Regions from separate parts of the Homo sapiens genome. Here region 2 is linked to region 1. A link is an interaction called in ENCODE POLR2A ChIA-PET data of the cell type or tissue named here. Cell type or tissue: Panc1. All regions are shown on one strand. Each heading gives the region's core, and the rest is flanking DNA. Links, peaks and the distances in the headings are about the cores only. Region 1 overlaps LENG8 (leukocyte receptor cluster member 8). Region 2 has its middle 9.2 kb from the start of DPRX.

Evidence for each region. Peaks named below come from ENCODE experiments on the same cell type or tissue, not always from the same donor. Only the 100,000 strongest peaks of a DNase experiment are listed, where the experiment ranks them.
Region 2: POLR2A ChIA-PET joins it to region 1 with 16 read pairs; 2 of 35 experiments call an interaction of 5 or more read pairs at or near these places.

Annotation. Positions count from the first base shown.
Region 1 is chr19:54,457,796-54,460,598 of GRCh38, reverse strand. LENG8 (leukocyte receptor cluster member 8) reads right to left here. Exons shown (of 16, transcript NM_052925.4): 12 at 2,751-2,803; 13 at 2,597-2,665; 14 at 2,367-2,496; 15 at 2,078-2,285. Among named protein-coding and RNA genes, the nearest start is that of LENG9, 4.6 kb to the left of the region's middle. In Panc1, for the core only: no CTCF peak of the experiment used is centred there; no DNase peak of the experiment used is centred there.
Region 2 is chr19:53,621,447-53,624,249 of GRCh38, reverse strand. It overlaps a transcript of DPRX not described here. Among named protein-coding and RNA genes, the nearest start is that of DPRX, 9.2 kb to the left of the region's middle. In Panc1, for the core only: no CTCF peak of the experiment used is centred there; no DNase peak of the experiment used is centred there; H3K27ac peaks cover 1,337 bases.

The DNA.
Region 1 (2,803 bases), core at 171-2,670:
GGCCCGGGGGGGGTTAGTGACCCCAGTCCCCTGTGCCCCCCTCACCCTCACTTACCTGTGCGGGGGCCAGGGAGGAGCGGGGACGGGCAGGGAAGGGCCCAGCGGGCTCCTCCGCTGGCTGAGGGGCAGGGACCAGATGGAGGGAGCAGCACGTGGCAGGGGATGGGGATGGCGGGGCTGCCAGGGCCACCGTGGGGACCCAGCCCTCGCTGCCTCCCCTGCCCTGCGTTACAGTGTCTGGGAAGCCAGGCGCAGGGGTGCCAGCTAGCACTCACCACTACACACTGAAAGCAGTCACTTCCGGCTGCTGCTAAAACACACTACTGACTGAGCATCTAGCACGAGCCAGGTCCTCAGAGCTCCCTGAACCCTCTTCCACAGGGTGCAGCCCTACCCTTTCCACACACACAGGAACCCAGGCACCGAGTGAGGGGCACTAAGTCCTAGAACCCGCTTCTGCTCCAAAGCCAGAGCTTTCCTGGAAGCCCTGGGATCAGAGCCCACTCCGTCTCCCAGTCTCAGCTGGCAGGGCAGGGTCAGCCTCCTTGGGGGGAAGGTGCTGACACAATGAGGTCAATGACAGACTGGCGCCCCACCCACGAGGGGCACTCATGGCTATGTTCCCAACCAAGGCCAATTAGGTATCAATTAACAAGGACACTCGCCCAACCACACACCCCTGTGTAGCACAGAAGCTTGAGAGCCACCATTCATGGGGCCCATCATGGCAGCAGACTAAGCAGCCTCCTGCCTCCCCTTCCTTCTAACTTCCCAAGCTGGTCATGGAGCTCTGTGCACGGCACCCCACATCCTCGTCTGCTCCTGTGACTCCTACCCTGGCTCAGCCTCTCCCTGAAGTTGGCTTGACCCACACTAGATTCCAGAATGAGTCTCCAAACCTCCAGGCTGACAGTCCCTCCCTAGCTCCAAACTATGCTGTGACCATGACCTCACACGGAGGGCCACCTGGCCAGGCTCTCAAGGCCTCCATGCTGTGACCATGACCTCACGTGGAGGGCCACCTGGCCAGGCTCTCAAGGCCCCCATGCTGTGACCACAACCTCACGTGGAGGGCCACCTGGCCAGGCTCTCAAGGCCTCCATGCTGTGACCATGACCTCACGTGGAGGGCCACCTGGCCAGGCACTCAAGGCCCCCATGCTGTGACCATGACCTCACGTGGAGGGCCACCTGGCCAGGCTCTCAAGGCCTCCATGCTGTGACTATGACCTCACGTGGACAGCCACCTGGCCAGGCTCTCAAGGCCTCTTCAGTCTACCGGTCAACCTCTTCGACCAGAATTTCTCCACCTTGGCAAGACTGAGCTCTGAGGCCCAATGGCAGTGGCAGGGCAGCATCCCTGGCCTCCACTCACTAGATGCCAAGAGCATCCCCTTGCTGTGACAAGCGAAAACCTCTCTTGACATTGCCCAGCGTCGCCTGGGCACCTCAATCACCAGACAGAACCATGCGTCTAAACATGAGTCAAGCAACTCATCCCCACCCACAGCAAGCCAGGCGCAATGTCTAGTGAACGAAGGACACTGCAGGGGCATGGCCTGACCAGGGGCCTCTGGCACCGCGCCCAGTGTGGCCTCAACACAGGTGTCTCCCTAAGCGTTTCTGGTGCTCTCAAAGGAGCTGAGTGGGACTGGGCCTTGTCCTGGTAGACCAGAGGCTGTCTAGATGGTCTCTATGGTGGGAGCACAGCGACAAGCTGAGAAAGCAGAGACCTCAGGGTTCTGAGGAAGCCCAGGGCAAGGAGTGAACTAGGGGGTCCAGGCAGGAGAGAACAGGAGGAAGAGACACACAGATGGGGTGGAGAAGAGGCCCCAGAGGCAGTGAGCTGGGAACAGTGGGGAGAGGGAGAGGAGTGACCCGGAACACAGAGGTGACCAACAAGGAGAGCAAGAGGAACTGGAGAGGGGAGGGCTGAATGGAGAAAGATGATGGGGAAGCAAGGACCAGGACAAGGGTTGGGGGCTGGGGGAGGCCTGCGGCCAGGAGCTGGTCTGAGGGGCGGTGCGAGGCGGAAGGATGGGAAGAGCAAAGGCAGAAGGGAGCTTGGCACCACATACGTTTTGATCATGGCCTTGAGGGCGACCTTGCGCTCCCGATCTGCAAACTTGTCCACGAGGTAGCCAGACATGCAGGGTGCATGGCAGTAGAGCCGGAAAAAGCGGTGGTAGTTGCCCAGGGCCCAGGCTGTCCTTAATGCCAAGGCGTGGGCCACGCAAGGATCTGCCTTCAGTTCTCGTGTGAGGTATGCCAGCTCCGTGGTGATGTCTAGCACCAAGACAAAGAGGGTGAAGTCAGCAGGGCTCAACCCTGGGTACCATGGCCTCTGTCCTGGGGACTGGGCCTCACCTCCCGAGTTCTTGGTGAAGATGTAGTAGAGGATTCGGTAGGCAGTAAACTCGCCCACATTGCCAGGCAAGTTCTCGGCGTACAGCGACTTGAGCTGCGTCTGGCACTGGTTAAACTCTTCATGGTCACCCTGGAAGGCAGAGGCACCGAGGGAGGAGAGCAGAGTGAGGGTGCTGAGGGCAGAACGGCAGCAGGAAAGGGGCTGGGGAGGCCCGCAGAGGCCAGCTCACCTTCTCCAAGGCGATCCGGGCATGGGTCTCGTACACCTCCACCGTGAACTCGGTGCGGATGCCCTGCACCTGGGGCAGCGGGGCGAGAACAAGAGTCACAAGGAGCGGGAGGCAGGACTGGCTGAGGCCAGGCCCCTCCCAGCGCGAGTCTCACCGTCAGATCCTGCCGGATCGACTTCATCTGCTCGCAGGCAAACGCGTAGTCCT
Region 2 (2,803 bases), core at 6-2,505, 840 kb after region 1:
TGGGCGTGGTGGCGGGCACCTGTGATCCCAGCTACTCAGGAGGCTGAGGCAGAAGGATTGCTTGAACCTGGGAGGCAGAGGTTGAAGTGAGTCGAGATTGCGCCACTGCACTCCAGCCTGGGTGACAGAGCAAGACCCTGTCTCAAAAAAAAAAAAAAAAAAAAAAAAAAGGTACAACAATCAGTGCATTAATATGAAATACACTCTTTACATCGCATATTTATTACCTTATACAGAAAGAGCTGCCATCATGGGATAACATAATGGTTATTATTTATTTATTTATTTATTTATTTTTTGAGACGGAGTTTCACTCTTGTTGCCCTGGCTGGAGTGCAATGGCGCAATCTTGGCTCACTGCAACCCCTGCCTCCTGGGTTCAAGAGGTTCTCCTCCCTCAGCCTCCTGAGTAACTGGGATTACAGGCGCCTGCCATCATGTCCAGCTAATTGTGTATTTTTAGTAGAGACGGGGTTTCACCATGTTGGCCAGGCTGGTGTCAAACTCCTGACCTCAGGTAATTCACTTACTTTGGCAAGCGTAATCCCAAAGTGTTGGGATTACAGGCGTGAGCCATTGCGCCAGGCCAGGAATGGCTTTTTGTTTTTTTTGAGATGGAGTTTCACTCTCGTTGCCCAGGTTGGAGTGCAATGGTGCAATCTCTGCTCACTGCAACCTCTGCCTCCCGGATTCAAGCGATTCTCCTTCCTCAGCCTCCCAAGTAGCTGGGATTATAGGCATGTGCCACCATGCCAGGCTAATTTTGTATTTTTAGTAGAAATAGGGTTTCTCCATGTTGGTCAGGCTGGTCTCAAACTCCCAACCTCAGGTGATCCGCCCTCCTCGGCCTCCCAAAGTGCTGGGATTACAGGCGTGAGCCACCATGCCCAGCCAGGAATGGCCTTTTATTTATTTATTTATTTATTTATTTATTTATTTTTTTGAGACAGAGTCTCACTCTGTCGCCCAGGCTGGAGTGCAGTGGCACAGTCTCAGCTCACTGCAACCTCCACCTCCTGGGTTCACGCCATTCTCCTGCCTCAGCCTTCTGAATAGCTGGGACTACAGGCGCCTGCCACCAGGCCCAGCTAATTTTTTTTGTATTTTTGGTAGATACAGGGTTCCACCATGTTAGCCAGGATGGTCTCGATCTCCTGACCTCGTGATCCGCCCGCCTCAGCCTCCCAAAGTGCTGGGATTACAGGTGTGAGCCACCGGGCTTGGCCCAGGAATGGCTTTTTAAAGGGCTCAACTAAAGTGTCAGCCCAGGTATAACATCCCATGGGTTTGGGGTGCTGTCCTCTAAGATGCAATATCTGCATATAACCAACAGTCAATATAAGGGGCTGTGACCCTAGTAGTTAGAATATACAGGTGTAGCTACCAGGGAGTGAAACAGAATTGGCATTTATCAATATCCTGTCTAGGGACCCACTTGAAGAAATTGTGCTTCTAGTCCCCAAACCTTATCTGGCGTGATGTCTTCATTTTTGAAGAGGGAACACTTTCACCAAGAAGCACAGTAAGGTTTTCTGCCTGGTGACTGTGGGCTCTTCAGGCTGATAAAGCACTGGGCAGAGAAATGAGGTAGTTGGCGGGCATGGATAATCAACCACGAGCATTATGAAGAGACTGGGTTGCTGCTGCATATTGGGCAGGAAGGTTCTTGTCTGGAACTCAGAGAATTCCCCATGCCCAGCAGGAAGTTGCACAACCACAGCCCTGTAAAAGTACAGTAACTGAGATAACACCAAGGGAGGGTAGAATCAGACTCTTAATAAGACGAGGTCTCATTATGTTACCTAGGCTGATCTTACGCTTCTGGGCTCAAGTGATCTTCCTGCCTCAGTCTCCCAAAATGCTGGGATTGTAGGCATGAACCACCACGCCCAGCCCCTCTCTCTCTCTCTCTTAACTAAATATGTGACGCTGACATTTTCCAGTGGCTCATGCCCATAAACCCCTAAATTCCTTGTTTACTGCAAGACATCAAGAAAGAACAAGTATGTCCTGCTGAAAGCATCTCACAGATAAGAATCTCTGGTTGTTTTCCTCTAATAAATACCATGAGATCTGATTAGCATGTTTACAAAGAAGTTTGACCAAGGGATGCCTCCTCAGACATCACCAGGTTGGGAGAAAGAATGGATTATAGACTAGTTAACCTTTTCCTTCCTAGCAACACCAGACTCAGATCTCTCAGAAACAAAGGCCTGAGTCACCCTAGCAGGCAAATGAGTTACAAAAAATGAAGTACTGGCCCACCATGAGGAAATGTAGACGACGTGGGGGAAACAGATGAGTATCAGTAATGGTTTGGGGCCCACATAACAATGAGGATTGTAGTTTGCTCTGGTAAACATATTGTATTGAAAATTTTAAATAGCTATAGCAGCCTACAAATGCGTGCCTAAGAATGTGCAGAAACTATTTTTTTCTAGGAAAGATTGCCTTTTGTTTTTTTTTGGAACAGAGTCTTGCTCTGTTTCCCAGGGTGGAGTGCAGTGGCGTGATCTTGACTTACTGCAACCTCTACCTCCAGGTTCAACCGATTCTCCTGCCTCAACCTCCCTAGCAGCTGGGATTACAGGTGCTGACCACCATGCCCAGCTAATTTTTTGTATTAGCGTTTCACCATGTTGGCCAGGCTGGTCTGGAACTCCTGACCTAAAGTGATCAGTCTGCCTCAGCCTCCCAAAGTGCCGGGATTATAGACGTGAGCCACCATGCCTGGCCTGTATTGAAAATTTTATATAGATCGTGGCTGGATCTTTGCTTCAAGACTTAATGACTAAATGAACTT